Linked DNA regions of Homo sapiens: region 1 is linked to region 2. The links are chromatin contacts, found by Hi-C or POLR2A ChIA-PET in ENCODE. All regions are on one chromosome and are shown on one strand. The core of a region is the stretch at or near the end of the contact, and the rest is flanking DNA. Distances in the headings are between cores, read along the strand shown.

Region 1 (3,301 bases), core at 329-2,828, 210 kb after region 2:
GGCATGCTAGTCTAGAACTCCTGACCTCAGGTGATCCGCCCACCTTGGCCTCCCAAAGTGCTGGGATTACAGGCATGAGCCACTGCGCCCGACCGGGAAATAACTTTTATTAACCACTCCCTATATGACAGCACTGTGCTAGGCAATTAGCATTATTTCATTTAAACCTCACAGTAATCCTATGAGGCAGGTATGTTTTCTACTTCATATAAAAGGATGTTAAGCAATGTGACTAAAGTCACACAGCTGCTGAGCAGCAATGCCAGAATTTGAACCTAGTTCTGAATGAGCCTAGGGCCCTTTTCTCTGTACTGTGTCTTCTGCTGGGCAGAAAATTCCCATTCCGTTATATTCAATTCCATCAAAATGAAGTTTGTTTAGCATCTATTTCATTTTTTAGGATGGAGCTTAGAAGAATATGAAAATAACCACTGTCTCACACAGATGTGTGTATTTCTTTCAAAGACTGTCTTTACACTCTCCCTTAGCAAACAATGTCACTGTCAAACAGCTGTCAATTCAATTCAGTAAATACTATTGACAATTTTACATGGAAAGCAATATGTCAAAGGAATTGCCCATCTTTAGATCTAACCTAACTCTTTAATGACATCCTATTTATTCTAAAACACTTGATAAAGCATGAAAGTACAGAATGAGAAGAGCAGAAGCAGAAGAGAAACTCTCCAAGGGGTAAAGTTCAAAGGCTGGGAATTGGGAACTGAATGTTTGTGTTCCCCCAAATTCGTATGTGGAAGCTGCAACCCCCAAGGTAATGGCATTTGGAGGTGGGCCCCCATGATGGGATGAGTGTTTTTTTTGTTTGTTTGTTTGGTTGGTTTTTTTTTGAGACAGAGTCCTCGCTCTGTTGCCCGGGCTGGAGTGCAGTGGCGCTATCTCAGCTCACTGCAACCTCCGCCACCCGGTTCAAGCGATTCTCCTGCCTCAGCCGCCTGAGTAGCTGGGATTACAGGCATGCGCCACCATGCCCAGCTAATTTTTGCATTTTCAGTAGACACAGGGTTTCACCATGTTAGTCAGGCTGGTCTCAAACTCCTGGCCTCGTGATCTGCCCACCTCACCCTCCCAAAGTGCTGAGATTACAGGCGTGAGCCACCGCACCCGGCCAGGATGAGTGTTCTTAAAGAAGAGGAAGAGTGACCAGAGCTCTCGATCTCTCCCTACCATGTGAAGATGTAATAAGAAGGTGGCTGTCACCAGGGCCAGGAAGAAAGTCCTCACCAGGAACCGAATCTGCTGGCAGCTTGATACTGGACTTTCCTGCCTCCAAAACTGTGAGAAATAAATGTCTGTTGTTTAAGGTACCAAGCCTACGGCATTTTGTTATAAAACCTGAGCAGAGATACTGGGGAATGGTCAGACAGGGAGGAGAAAATTTGGGTGAGAGTATGTTAGCCTGTCCTGTGACTGGGAAATCAGGGGAGAAGATAAAAAAAAGGGTGAGTGCTCTGAGAACTTCTTAGGAAGTGCCAAAGGCAGCAGAGATTCAGCAGGGTAAAGGCTGAAGAGTGTACTGAAAGGCATTAATGTCATCACCTGGTAGGAAATGACTCATTGCCAGTCAGCCAACAAGCCCTGTTCTTTCTGTTTCAATTGTCCAGTGGTTCTCCCAACCATGGCAGCATGACAGAATCACCTGAGTGTGTGTAAAACTACTAATGCCTGGGCCACAATTCCAGAAACTCAGAGTTAGCTGGTCAGGGGTGAGGCCTGTATATTAATGTATTCTTTAAAAAGCCCTCAAAGTGATTCTAATGTGTAGCCTGCGTTGAGAATTATTGCAACTTCAGTTAAATTGTTAAAAAAAGAAAAAATTTTATTTGCATTCTGGTAGAGCAGATTTTTATATATTAATATAACTACGTAGCAGCTAGAGATGTGCTAAGTACTTTCATGGATTATCTCATTTACTCCCCACTACAATGCTGTGAGGTAGGTATTAACCCTGTTTTATGGATAAGGAAACAGGCACAGAAAGGTTAATTTGTTGAACTCACACAGTAAGTGCCATAAATGTATGAAAAACCCACATCCATACAATAAAAGCTCAATAAAACAAATGCCACTTGCCATATAAGAAACAGGGGTATATTTCCGATTGAGTGATTCTACCTCCTCCAAGACATGATTATATACAGACATCATTCTTCTTTCATATTCACTATCAGCATGGGCTGTTCCAGTAGATCCATATTCCTGGAAACTGAAGTAAAGGTCAATATTCATTAATCCATCAAAATAGCATGGCTATTTAATGCCTACATGTATCAGGTACTTTCAACATATTTTCATTTAATTTTTAAAATAATGAAGTTATTTCCATTTACAGGTGAGAAAATTGAGGCTAGGAGAGGGTAAGTAGTTTGCCTACAGTCATACAGCTAGTAAATGGCAAGCCAGAATTCAAACCCAGGTCTGACTTCAAGTTATGTAATTCTTAATCTCTTTGGTTGCCAGGAAATATGACAGTGTTACTGCCACAGGTGAAAGAGACATAAACACATCTGAAAAGGGGACTATCAATAAAGCCAGCAGATAAGCTCCAAACCATCCATAAAGATATGTAATAACAGGTTAGATATATAAATAACAGGTCAGAACATGGAGGAATGTCACAGAAGAAGAGAGTCTTGAACATATCAGTAGGTAAGTAAGATGGGTAAACTTTGGAGAGATGGAAAGTACAGGACATTCATAGCTAGAGAAATGGCATGAATCTAAAGCATGGAGATGAAACGCATAGGCACGTTCAGAAGACAGTCTGTATACACAGCGTGCTGGGATAAGTTTAACCTAGATTTCTTTCTTTTTCCTCTACTGCTTTGAACCCCTGCAAATTTCTGAAAACATTTCTAAGTGAAAAAAGGCATTTCTATTTTATTTTTTTAACTTATTATTTTTTAATTTTATTATCATTATACTTTAAGTTTTAGGGTACATGTGCACAATGTGCAGGTTTGTTACATATGTATACATGTGCCATGTTGGTGTGCTGCACCCATTAACTCGTCATTTAGCATTAGGTATATCTCCTAATGCTATCCCTCCCCCCTCCCCCCACCCCACAACAGTCCCTAGAGTGTGATGTTCTCCTTCCTGTGTCCATGTGTTCTCATTGTTCAACTCCCACCTATGAGTGAGAACATGCGGTGTTTGGTTTTTTGTCCTTGCGATAGTTTGCTGAGAATGATGATTTCCAGTTTCATCCATGTCCCTACAAAGGACATGAACTCATCATTTTTTATGGCTGCATAGTATTCCATGGTGTATATGTGCCACA
Region 2 (3,157 bases), core at 397-2,896:
TTTTACGCCACCCCCACCTGGAGGAAATACGCCCACCAAGAACATCCTGAGCACTTCACCAATACCTGTCAGTTAGGAAAGCGACTGCCAGAGGGGATGGGCAGGGACGGTACCCAGAGTGGAGGTCCCCACCAGCTTTAGCTTATGTCTTCCAGTGGGCTGCAGGGTTGAGGGGAAAAGCTGGAGCCCATGCCAGGAGCAACCCAGGCAGAGGAAGCCTCACCATGAGGCCCCCCTGGGGTACACTGGCAGACAGACACACACACTGAGCCTTGAGATGTCTGAGGCTGAGGCTGTGGCAGGAGCCCCTGGAAGGAGACACATGTGTCCACTCCCACAGGCCCAGTGCTCCTCCTGCTAATGCAGCTTACAGCAAACCCTCAGATCTTTACTTTCACTTGCTTCTTGTCTGTGGTTTGCAGATTCCTAGTACCTATGCTCTGCCCACCCATGCCTGCCCCTCCTCTCCTCCCACTCTCCCCTAACAGTAAATACCTTTCAAATGAGAAACCCTCTGAGCACCCCTGCTTGCTGGCACCCTCTGTGCTAGAATCTCCTGCTGCAGTCAGACAGGTACCTGGGCGGGGGGTGAAGGGGAGCTGGAGCTGGGCTGGTGAGGTAACCCTGCTGTCCTTCCTCTCCAAGGCCTAATAAAGAGGAAGACAGAGTCTGAGGCAATGCTTCCTGTGACACCAGGTTTCTGCATCCCTCAGACATCGCTCCAATGACAATTTCAATTATTATTCCTGATCGGACATGGCACAGATTCTGAAGGCTGGCTTTCAGTAATCAGCTGTTCCATTTCTCTGCCTCCAAGAAGAAATGCTTTATTAATTCCACATTCATTAACTCATTCATTCCCTTGCTTTTTCTAGCCATCCTTTGGGAAAACAAGGACGGGTCTTCTTTATAATAAGCTAGCCCAGAACCACTCTGAATATCGTAATGCCTGAGCAGCCATCTCCATATCCATGAGTTGCTGTTTATGCCAAGCTTCCCACCAGATGATGGTTTGAAGTATTTCCAAATCTTCTCTAAGAGAACTGTTCCATAACCTCATCATGGCCCTGAAGCCTCTCTCTCTTGGAATTCCCAATTTCTGGTGTTACTCTGAAGTTCCGTGAATGGTGGGCTGGACAGCTTGTTGGATATTTGTCTGGGGAATCAAAGGCTCTTAGGGCCAGATGGGGCTTTGAAACATCACCTGCTTCTCATCTCCTCACCCCCACCCCCAGCAGGGCAGAGTTTCGAATACACACCTGCTAATCCAGCTTTGCCTCGTTTCTTTGTGCTCTACCATGATAACCTCAATAGCCATAAGCAATATCTTATTCTAATCTGCCCACTTCCTTCTGATACCCACTAAGAACTGAGCACCCAGAACTTACCACTGGAAGGTAAAGTGTCAATTCTCAAGATATAAACTTCTGAGACTTCTGCAACTAGAAAGGAGAAAGGTTTTCAAAATTACTTTCAATTTCCTGAAGCATTAGGACACTTTCAATGTAGTTTTATATTTAGAATCATATGAATTATACAGAGAACCGTGGGCTGGTGGACAGCTTCCAAATACTAGAAATTATATTTCCCTCCATTTTGATAATTAGTTCAAGGTCTTCACCACAAGTGACATCATGTCTCAGAAGCAAAAATAGGTCCCTATTAAGCCTATGTAATGTCTTGTCTAGTAGATCTGATTTCCTCTTTATGCCCCCGTCTCCTCACCTTCCTAATTGGCGCTCCAACCTCAAAGCTTTTTCTCACTGCTGTCTGGAGCCTTAGATATATTAAATATAGTCTGACTGTGTGGGGTTAGGGACTTGGCTATGCTGATTGCATGTGTCTAACTTAAAAACCAAGAGACCTAGGGCATGATAACAGCTCATTGCAGCCTCAATTCTCTCAGGCTCCAGTGATCCTCCTACTTCAGCTTCTCGAGTAGCTGGGACCACAGGTACACACCACCATGCCTGGCTAATTTTTTTTTTTTTTTAAGTAGACACGGGGTTTCACCATGTTGGCCAGGCTGATCTCCTGTCAGCCTGGTGTCAAACTCCTGGGCTCAAGTGATCCTCCTGCCTTGGCCTCCCAAAGTGCTGGGGTTATAGGCATGAGCCACTGCATTGGGTATGCATGGAACACATCACTTGCAGTTTAGGCACATCTCAATATGAGAATAACTTACATCCTCTGTTAAACCCAGTTGGGGTGAGATAAACACAGCCTCCTTACTGCACATTCAGTACAATGTGCCAGTGTCTTATGTGCTTCCTGTATATAATCTCACTTAATACTGAAAAGAAGTCTTGGCCAGGCATGGTGGCTCACGCCTGTAATCCTAGCACTTTGTGAGGCCAAGGTGGGCGGATCATGAGGTCAGGAGTTCAAGACCAGCCTGGCCAACATGGTGAAACCCCGTCTCTAATAAAAATACAAAAATTAGCCAGGTGTGGTGGTGCACACCTGAAGTCCCAGCTACTCAGGAGGCTGAGGCAGGAGAATCACTGAACCGGGACCCGGGAGGCAGAGGTTGCAGTGAGCCGAGATCACGCGGCTGCACTCTGGGCTGCAGAGTGAGACTCCGTCTCAGAAAAAAAAAAAAAAAGAAGTCTTTGAGCGTTTCCCATTTAACACATAAGGAGAGTGAGGTTGAGAGGATAAGAAACTTGCCAAAGGGCCAAGGTCGAATTGAAGTCCCCGGTTCTGCTGCTCCTGGGCTCCTACTTGGACAAGCCCTTAACACTTGATGGCGCCATGACAGAGGGATATTCGGGCACTAGTGGCCATCGTGGCCTAGAATTTATTACCTACTCTAGTTCCACACTAGAATTCAGAAAAGAAAGAAACTATTATGAGATTGAAATCTGTATCCCCTTTGGTCTAACATAAAAATGTTCTTTTTATCTTCTACTATATAGGGCAAAATTTTTAAAATGCACTTCACTTCCACATCCAAAAAAAAAAAATAATTAATTTCAGGGCTTTTTTCATGGTTAATTGTATCTCTGCAGCAGCTGAGAGGAACATTAATAAAAATTATCTTTTGGGGTTTTGGGATTATTAAAATTGAGGATAAGGATGTTATGGAAGCTTTAGCTTCTAGATCCATCGCCCTTTTAACAAATATACTTGTTCCTTTAGATTTCACTCTTATTTA

Evidence for each region. A loop is a pair of places that touch in the nucleus more often than their neighbours do. ChIA-PET counts read pairs that join two places held with the same protein, here RNA polymerase II (POLR2A). Pooled maps may share reads with other maps.
Region 1: a loop to region 2 is called in a pooled map, with 1.9 times the contacts of the local background. The contact joins two enhancer-like sites. A Hi-C loop is called at or near these places in 4 of 37 single-sample maps with no recorded cell type and 4 of 50 pooled maps. POLR2A ChIA-PET finds 5 or more read pairs at or near these places in 2 of 52 experiments (OCI-LY7 and activated B cell).

Annotation. Positions count from the first base shown.
Region 1 is chr1:211,950,478-211,953,778 of GRCh38, forward strand. It overlaps INTS7 (integrator complex subunit 7), which reads right to left. Exons shown (of 20, transcript NM_015434.4): 17 at 2,092-2,224. Among named protein-coding and RNA genes, the nearest start is that of INTS7, 83 kb to the right of the region's middle. Within about 2 kb of position 1,579, at least 5 of the 41 ENCODE cell types and tissues checked have a DNase peak (open chromatin) inside an H3K27ac peak, as active enhancers do.
Region 2 is chr1:211,738,570-211,741,726 of GRCh38, forward strand. No RefSeq gene overlaps it. Among named protein-coding and RNA genes, the nearest start is that of NEK2-DT, 64 kb to the left of the region's middle. Within about 2 kb of position 1,647, at least 3 of the 41 ENCODE cell types and tissues checked have a DNase peak (open chromatin) inside an H3K27ac peak, as active enhancers do.